Linked DNA regions of Homo sapiens: region 2 is linked to region 1. A link is a contact called in ENCODE Hi-C or POLR2A ChIA-PET data. All regions are on one chromosome and are shown on one strand. The core of a region is the stretch at or near the end of the contact, and the rest is flanking DNA. Distances in the headings are between cores, read along the strand shown. Region 1 has its middle 16 kb from the start of TARBP1. Region 2 has its middle 35 kb from the start of LINC01348.

The links. A loop is a pair of places that touch in the nucleus more often than their neighbours do. ChIA-PET counts read pairs that join two places held with the same protein, here RNA polymerase II (POLR2A). Pooled maps may share reads with other maps.
Region 2: a pooled map shows a loop between it and region 1 (2.1-fold over the local background). The contact joins two enhancer-like sites. A Hi-C loop is called at or near these places in 4 of 37 single-sample maps with no recorded cell type and 13 of 50 pooled maps. POLR2A ChIA-PET finds 5 or more read pairs at or near these places in 10 of 52 experiments (AG04450, GM10248, GM12878 and 7 more).

The regions. Positions count from the first base shown.
Region 1 is chr1:234,492,759-234,497,692 of GRCh38, reverse strand. No RefSeq gene overlaps it. Among named protein-coding and RNA genes, the nearest start is that of TARBP1, 16 kb to the right of the region's middle. RefSeq lists an enhancer at 2,349-2,558. Within about 2 kb of position 2,297, at least 10 of the 41 ENCODE cell types and tissues checked have a DNase peak (open chromatin) inside an H3K27ac peak, as active enhancers do; they include GM12878, where a contact is called at or near this core.
Region 2 is chr1:235,032,378-235,036,832 of GRCh38, reverse strand. No RefSeq gene overlaps it. Among named protein-coding and RNA genes, the nearest start is that of LINC01348, 35 kb to the left of the region's middle. Within about 2 kb of position 1,517, at least 5 of the 41 ENCODE cell types and tissues checked have a DNase peak (open chromatin) inside an H3K27ac peak, as active enhancers do; they include GM12878, where a contact is called at or near this core.

The DNA of each region.
Region 1 (4,934 bases), core at 1,048-3,547:
ACAAAAACCATATGGCTTGCAAAACCAAAAACATTTACAATCTAGCCCTTTATAGGAAAAGGTCTAGAACCCACCCACCCACCCTTCAGGGTTATCTAATTTTGATCCTATAGGGGCTCTGCACCTTTCACGGCCTTTGAGTTATTTTACAACTCAATAAATTGTAGATCATGGATAACAATGCAAAACAATCCTTGACCACAGACAAGAAGCAGCCAGTTTTGCCTCAGTTTGCTTATTCCTTTCAGTATCCTTATCAATAAATGTGTGTCTTCTTTGGATTATCTTTTGAACTGGCAGTAGCGTCTTGCAGTTTCCTCATTATTAATGAATTGAATAAATCTTTAACTTTTTTTTTTAGTATCTGTACGAGTCATAATTTTACCTTTTTTTTGAAAAAGTGTCCCTTAAAATATCAATGTTAGGTTTCTTGAGTGTAATAATGGCACTGGGATTATAAAAGACAATGTTTTTGCTCTTAGGAGTACATATTAAAGCACTTAAGGTGTGTCACGCGCGTCCACGTGAAGAGAGTCCACGAACAGGCTTTGTGTGAGCAGCCAGGCTGTTCGTGTGACAAGGTGAAGTGGCATCATGCTTACAATTTGTTTTCAAATGGTTTGGCGTATATGAATATAAATGTGTGTGTGTCTGTAAATACTCACACATACATCACATATATAGGAGGAAAGATGGAGGAAGAGAAGGAAAATTGGTAAACTATAAACAACTAGTGAATCTAGGTGAAGTATGGTGCCCTTGAATGGTGTACTATTCATTGAACTTTTCCATATGTTTGACAATTTTCAAAGTAAAAAACTGGGCAAGGGGGGATAAGTTTATGTCATATTCCTCATGAAGCGTGTTGTCAGCTTCATGTCCTATTCTTCTGGATGTTTTTCCAGTACTTCAGAGATTAGCCAATTATAGACGTTTGTTAGTAGTCTGACTTTCTGCAGTGGGTACTGCAAGTAAGAAAAAGTAAATGATTGGGAGGCTGAGGCTGGCCAATTGCTTGAGTCCAGGAGTTTGAGACCAGCCTAGGCAACATGGAGAAACCTCAGGTCTATGAAAAAAAAGAAAAAAATCAGCTGGGTATGGTGGCATATGCTTGTAGTCCCAGCTACTAGGGAGGCTGAGGTGGGTGGATGGCTTGAGCCCAGGAGATCGAGGCTGCAGTGAGCTGTGATCATGCGACTGCACTCCAGCATGTCTCAAAAAAAAAAAAAAAAAAAAAAGTAAATGGAACATGAAACATTAATGTTTCTACTGTCACATGGCTCAATTTCTTCTAGAATTCTTAATAGTACCAAGCAAATAAGATGTTAAAGTAGATTTTTTTTTAAGCTAGTTATATCCTATTCCTAAAGAATGCTCTTTAAAAAATAAAATTTTATGGCCAGGTGTGGTGGTTCACACCTGTAATCCCAGCACTTTGGGAGGCCTAGGCTGGCGGATCGCCTGAGGCCAGGAGTTCAAGACCAACCTGGCCAATATGGTGAAACCCTGCCTCTACTTAAAAAATACAAAAATTAGCCAGGTGTGGTAGCGGGTGCCTGTAGTCCCAGCTACTCAGGAGGCTGAGGCAGAGGAATCGCTGGAACCCGGGAGCAGGAGGTTGCAGTGAGCTGAGATCATGCCACTGCACTCCAGCCTGGGTGACAGAGTGTGACTCCATCTCAAAAAAAAAAAAAAAAAACAAAAACAAAAAAAAAACAAGAAAAGAAAAGAGAGAGGAAAGAAAGAAAGAAAGAAAAAGAAAAAAGAAAGAAAGAGAAAGAAAGAAAGAGAAAAGGAAAGGAAAAGAAAGGAAAGGAAAGGAAAAGAAAGGAAAGGAAAGGAAAGGAAAGAAAGATCTTTTAGGACAAACTCTGGACGTGAGGACCTCTTACACGGTGCTCATGTTCAAGCTTAAGGCATTACTTTTTGTAGTGTGTTTGGGGTGGAGGTGGAGGTTGAAGTTTGTGTCCCTCAATGACTGTATAGTTTTGCACACCCTCCCCACCCCACCCCCAGCTTGACATCATGGTCTTAATACAGTTAGAGACCTCATTCATTGCAATTTGACTGCTGCTTGAGCCGGAACTGTAAGATTCAGAGCTCTTTGCATACTTAGAGGTATGAATAGTGCGGTAACAATGAGGAAAGAAAGTAAGCTAAATTCTCAAACATTGTGTCATTTAGCATGAAGGTTTAAGATTGAAACTTTCTGCCTGAGGGAAGCAGAAAAAAAATGAGTTTGTACAGAAGGTTTCCAGTTTCTGAATGTAAAAGGCACACTAAAAATAGCTAAAGGGACTGAGTCGCCTAGAGGCTTCTTGAGTTGCCCAGTGGGAGTTCCTGCTCGGAGAAGCTGTCCTTCAAAGCTGCTGCTGGAAACAGCCCTGAGACCGTTGGTGTGTGATGCAGAGCTCTCCTGGGTGGATTTCATTTGGTCACAAGGAAGCAGGAGATGAAGCAGATGGAGATGTTTCTTCATGGAAGGATCCCCTAGGGGAAGAAATGTTCTACCTCTGACAGAGGCTGACAGTCCAGAAGGTAGAGGCACATTGTGGGCTCAGAGACCAGATCTTGCTGAAATCAGGGTCAACCAATCGCAAATGGGCACTAACCTCAAAGAAAGAGTCCTTTCTTTCCATGGCCACTGATACGGTGTCATTTAAGACCCTGATTTTTTCTTGTCTGGGCTATTACCACAGCCTCCTCTCTAGGCCCTCTGTCTCCAGTTTCCCCTCCTTCTCCAATTCATCCTACATATGGACTCTGGTGGGATTTTTCTGTAGCCTAATTCAGTTCAGGTGCTTCTATGTTTAACTTAATTTAATTTTTTAACAAATCAGACAACCAACTAACCAACCAATTTACCAAGCAAGCAAGCAAACAAAAACCCTCCAGTGGTTCTTCATCTTTTATTGACTTGACCTAAGCATCTTACCCAGTCCTGTTAACTAGTTCTGTCTTTTTAATCACATCAGTCACCACTTATTTATTTACTCCACTGAAAGCTGCAGAGAGAGGGGTGGGGGCATTTTCCTGTCTCTTTGGGGTGTCAGAGACTGTCATAGTTAGGTTTCTAAACCCCCATAGTGTTTAGTATAGTGTAATTCCCAGAATCAGGATTCAAGAAAAAGCCTTTGAGGGTATATTTACAAAATAATTGCAGGCAGGGCCTTGTCTGTCTGTACACCCATGTCCATAGCAGCATTATTCATAATAGTCAAAAGGTGGAAGCAATTCGAGAGTTCACTGATGGATGAATGGATACACAAAACATGGCACACATACAATGAAATATCATTCAGCCTTAGGAAGAAAGGAAGTTCGGATGCATGCTACAAAATGGATGAACCTTGAGGACATTATATTAAGTGAAATAAGCCAGTCACGAAAGGGCAAATACTGTGTGATTCTACTAATATGAGGTACCTAGGGGAGTCATATTCATAGAGGAGAGAGAAAGTGGTCACCAGGGGTTGGGGAAGTGGGGAATCAGAAGTTAGTTTTTAATAGGCAGAGAGTTTCAATTTTGCAAGATGGTCGCACAACAATATGAATGTACTTAATGCCACTGACCTGTTCCCTTAAACATGGTTAAGATGGTAAATTTTAAGTTACGTGTATTCTACTAATTTTTTCTAAGAAGAAAAGAAGGAATAACCCTGGAATGTTGAATCAAGGAGTTGGTGAGTGATTTCTCCTACACATTTGGGATCCTGCTCTTTCAACCTAATGGTTATACTTTTGAACATGCAAATCAAAGCAGTCACCATTCCCTCTTCTCCTCAAACAACCCTACAGTCGCTTCCCACCTAGAATGAGTCTGATATTCATGGCTGATTGTCCTACCTGGCCTGGGGTGCCCACCTGTCCTGCCTCCTCTGTCAACTCCATTCGTTTGGCCTTCCCCACTCTCCTTCTTCCCTGCTCCCAACTGCCTTGGGGTTTCCACATAGTTTCCCCTGGGGGTGGAGGAGGCTTTTTACTCAATTCTAGTCTAGTTGACTCCCTCTTTCTGTAGATATCAGCTGACACACTATTACAGGAAACGGGTCCCGATCCAAGAGAGGGTTCTTGGGTTTCGCACAAGAAAGAATTCAAGGCACGTCCATAAAGTGAAAGCACGTTTATTAGAAAAGTGAAGGAATAAAGAATTGCTACTCCGTAGACAGAGCAGACCTGAGGGTTCCTGGCTGCCCATTTTTATGGTTATTTCTTGATGATATGCTAAACAAGGGGTGGATTATTCATGGATCCCCTTTTTAGACGATATAGGGTAACTTCCTGACATTGCCATGGCATTTGTAAACTGTCATGGCACTGGTGGGAGTGTATTAGTGAGGACGACCAGAGGTCACTCTCGTCGCCCTCTTGGTTTTGGCCAGCTTATTTACTGTAACCTGTTTTATCAGCAAGGTCTTTATCACCTGTATCTTGTGCTGACGTCCTGTCTCACCCTGTGACTTAGAATGCCTTAACCATCTGGGAACGCAGCCCAGTAGGTCTCAGCCTCATTTTACCGAGCCCCTACTCGACATAAAGTTGCTCTGTTTCAAACACCTCTGACAACACCATTGATCAGAAAAGCCAGTCCTACTGCACAGACTGGGGTGAAGCATCTCATCATAGGCTCTCAGCATGTTCTTTGCTTCTTTTGCATAGTGGTTGTTATAAAATCATTAATTTGGCCAGGCACAGTGGCTCATGCCTGTAATCCCAGGACTTTGGGAGGCTGAGGTGGGCAGATCACCTGAAGTCAGGAGTTCGAGACCAGCCTGGCCAATATGGCGAAACCCTGTCTCTACTAAAAATGCAAAAATTAACCAGCTATAGTGACAGGTGCATGTAATCCCAGTTATTTGGGAGGCTGAGGCAGGAGAATTGCTTGAACTCCAGAGGTGGAGGTTGCAGTGAGCCAAGATTGCTCCACTGCCCTC
Region 2 (4,455 bases), core at 268-2,767, 540 kb before region 1:
CTTCAACATATGAATTTGGGGGGAACACAAACATTTGGTCCATAACACATATGAATAAATGAAATGAATGAAGACAGTAATACAAGAGATAGGAATGAGAGATTGGTATTATTTTGTTATTATATTTTATTTTTTTGAGACTGAGTCTTGTTCTGTTACTCAGGCTGGAGTGCAGTGGTGAGACCTCTGCTCACTGCAACCTCCACCTCCCAGGTTCAAGTGATTCTACTGCCTCAGCCTCCTGAGTAGCTGGGATTACAGGCACCTGCCACCATGCCCAGCTAATTTTTGTATTTTTAGTAGAGACAGGGTTTCACCATGTTGGTCAGGCTGGTCTTGAACTCCTGACCTCAGGAGATCTGCCAGCCTTGGCCTTCCAAAGTGATGGGATTACAGGCTTGGGCCACCGTGCCCGGCCTATTTTATTATTATAAAGCACTAGCATTACCCATGAAGTGGCATGGTGTTATTTGAAAGAAGACTTGGATTAGCTCTAAATGTACACTGCAAATTCTAGGGCAACCTCTAAAAAAAACTTTAAAAAATGATTATAACTGATATGTTAAGAAAGGAGGAAAAAATGCTCAATTAACCCTATCTCTGCAAAAAAAAAAAAAAAAATTAGCCAGGTGTGGTGGTGCATGCCTGGAGTCCCAGCCACTTGGGAGGCTGAGGTAGAAGGATTGCTTGAGCCAGTGAAGTCGAGGCTGCAGTGAGCCGTGATTGTGCCACTGCACTCCAGCCTGGGCAACACAGCAAGGCCCTATCTTGAAAAAAGAGAAAACTACAAAAGGCAGAAAATGAGTAGGAAACAAAAATAGGAATAAAGAACAAGGGCAATGGAAAGAAAATGGCAACAAATATCATAGATATTGACCCAACTATATCCATAATAACTTTAAGCATCAATGGTCTAAATACCTCAAGTAAAAGACAGAGATTGTCAGAGTGGATCAAAAAACAAGACCCAACTATATGTTGTCTACAAGAAATCCATTTTAAATATAATGATACATATAGGTTAAAAATAAAAGGGGCTGGTGGCAGTGGCTCACACCTGTAATCCCAAAACAATACAAAAATTAGCTGGGCGTGGTGGTATGTGCCTGTCATCCCAATTACTTGGGAGGCTGAGGTGGGAGGATCACTTGAGCTTGGGAAGTGGAGCCTACAGTGAGCCCAGATTGAGCCACTGCCCTCCAGCCTGGGTGACAGAGCCAGACTCGTCTCAAAAAAAAAAAAAATCTTAATTATTTAAAATTTCTGGTCTGATATTTCCACCGTCCCTGTCATCTGAATCTGGTTCTGATGCTTGCTTTGCCTTTCCAAATTGTGTGTGTGTGTGTGTGTGTGTGTGTGTGTGTGTGTGTGTGTGTGTTTTCTTTGCCTTTTACTATGACTTGTACTTTTTCTTGATAGCTGGACACGATGTACTGGCTGGAAGGAATTGTAATATAGTAATCTACCGAGTAGCTGGGATTACAGGCGCCTGCCACCACGCCCGGGAGCCCTTGAGGGCAGGCCTTGTTAAGAAGAACAGAATGCTCCAGCATATTTTAAAATGGTTCCTTTTCCTCCCCACTGCCATGAGTAGGTTTTTTTCTGTCTCAGTGTGAGAACCTGGTCAATCTCAAGGAGGTCAAAGTCATAAAAGTGTGGGTCCTCCTCTATGACTGGGTCCCCTTGGAGTTTTGAACTCTTAGGCTAGTCCACACAGAGCTCCCAGAAATCGGTCGATTGTAGCTTAGATTTCTCTGCTGTGGTACTGGTTTCTGTGGAAGTTTCTGCTCATGGGTTTCTGGTTTGGTAGGTTGTGATTCTCTGTATTTGCATATCTGTCTCTTCAACTCTGGGGACAGTGATTTGCCATGTGACCTCACTTCTCTGATGGACTTCAGAAGAGTTGTTGATTTTTCAGTCTGTTCAGCTTTTCACTTGTTGTTAGGATGGGGTGATGACTTCCAAGCTCCTTAAATGCCAGACGGGAAACCAAACAATTGAGAAGTTTTAAATAGATGTCTTTTTAATCAGATTAAGGAATTTTTCGGCTGGGCACAGTGGCTCATGCCTGTAATCCCAGCACTTCGGGAGGCCGAGACAGTCGGATCATTTGAGACCAGGAGTTTGAGACCAGCCTGGCCAACACAGCAAAACCCCATCTCTACTAAAAATACAAAAATTAGCCGGACATGGTGGTACAAGTCTGTAATCCCAGCTACTCGGGAGGCTGAGGTACAAGAATCCCTTGAACCAGGAAGGTGGAGGTTGCAGTGAGTTGAGATTGTGCCACTGTATTTCAGCCTGGGCGACAGAGCCAGACTCCATCTCAAAAAAAAAAAAAAAAAAAAAAAAAAAGAGAGAGAGATTAAGGAAATTTCCTTTTACTTCTGATTTGTTAATAGTTAGGAAACTTTTTAAAAATCATAAATGGGTGTGGAATTTTATAAAATGCTTTTTCTGCATCTATGGAGAGGATAATAAGATTTTTCTCCTTTAACATTTAATATCAGTGGATTTTAAAATATAAAATCAGTCTTGAATTCCTGAGATAAACTCAACTTTGTTGTGTTGTGTTTTGCTTTTATTTATTTTTTATTTTTTTTTGAGACAAAGTCTCACTCTGTCACCCAGGTTGGAGTGCAGTGGCGTGATCTCGGCTCATCGCAACCTCCTCCTCTCAGGTTCAAGTGATTCTCCTGCCTCAGCGTCTCGAGTAGCTAGGACTACAGTTGCCTGCCACCATGCCCAACTGATTTTTGTATTTTTAGTAGAGATGGGGGTTTCACCGTGTTGGCTAGGTTGGTCTCGAACTCTTGACCTCAGGTGATCCGCCCGCTTTGGCCTCCTAAAGTGCTGGGATTACAGGTGTGAGCCACCGTGCCCGGTTGTTTTATTTTTTAAAAAATATGCTATCGCAAGAAAAAAAAATATGTGGTTGGATTTGGTTTGCTAATATTTGCTTGGGAGTTTTTGCATATTTATTCATGAATTAAATGGGCTTAGAATTTTAAATTCTCAAATTTTTCTTGTTTAGGTTTTGTTGTCAAAATCACACTGGCCTCATAACCGTGGAGTTGTTGAGTTGTTCCTCATTTTCTATTTCTTGGTACATTTTTAAAAATATTTCTTTGTTCCTTAAGTTTATTAGGATTCTCCTGTAAACTGTTTTGGCCTAGTGTTCTCTTTACTAGAAAATTTAGACTACTGGCCTAATCCATATTTCTTTTTATTTTGTAATCAGTTTTAAAAACCAATTTTTCTAAGAATGTATACATTTTCAATGTTATTAGCACAAAGCTGTTGAAGTACTCTCTTATCCGTCTAATCTCTGCTGTATTTATAGGTATCAGTTCCTTTTTGTGTTATTATTTATTGTGAATTTTCATATTTTTTCTTCATTATTCTTTTTAGAGGTGTTTTTAAATTACCCTCTTCAGAGGTTAAAAATAATTTTAATAACTTTTTTCTCTTTATTTGCTTGCTTTTTGTTTCATTAATTAATTAATTAATTAATATTATTATTATTATTTTGAGATGGAATCTCACTCTGTTGTCCATGCTGGAGGGCAGTGGTGTGATCTCAGCTGACTGCAAACTCTGCTTCCTGGGTTCAAGCAATTCTTATGTTTCAGCTTCCTGAGATGACAGGAGATGACAGGAGCCCACCACCATGCCTGGCTAATTTTTGTATTTTTATTAGACATGGAGTTTTGCCATGTTGGTCAGACTGGTCTCGAACATCTGGCCTCAAGCAATCCACCTGCCATGGACTCCCCAAGTGCTGGGATAACAGGCGTGAGCCACTGCACCCTACCTGTTTCAGTAATTTATGCATCTATCTTTATTATCTCCTCCCCTCTACCATACAGGTCCCTTTATTCTCCCTCTTTCTGTTATACTTCTCTTATATGTTACATATATGTGTGTGTATATATATATGAAAGCTCATTAGAAAATATTACAATTTTTGCTTTCAGTCACCAACATGTTTTAAGAAGCTCAACAGGAGAATAATGTATTCATTTAGATATTTACCATGTCTGTTTCTTTCATTTCTGATGTTTCCAGTTTCCTTCCAAATACCGTTTTTCTTCTTTCTGAAGAACTTTATCTAGGAATGCTTTTTTTTTTTTGAGACTGAGTCTTGCTCTGTCACCCAGGCTGGAGTACAATGGCATGATCTCGGTTCACTGCAAACTCTGCCTTCCGGGTTCAAGTGATTCTCCTGCCTCAGCCTCCCCAGTAGCTGGGATTACAGGTGCATGCCACCATGTCTGGCTAATTTTTGTATTTTTAGTAGAGACAGGGTTTCACCATGTGGTCAGGCTGGTCTTGAACTCCTGACCTCAGGTGATCCACCCACCTTGGCCTCCCAAAGTATTGGGATTACAGGCGGGAGCCACTGCGCCCGGCCCTAGCAATTTTTTTAGAGAGATCTGCTGGCAGTGAATGTTA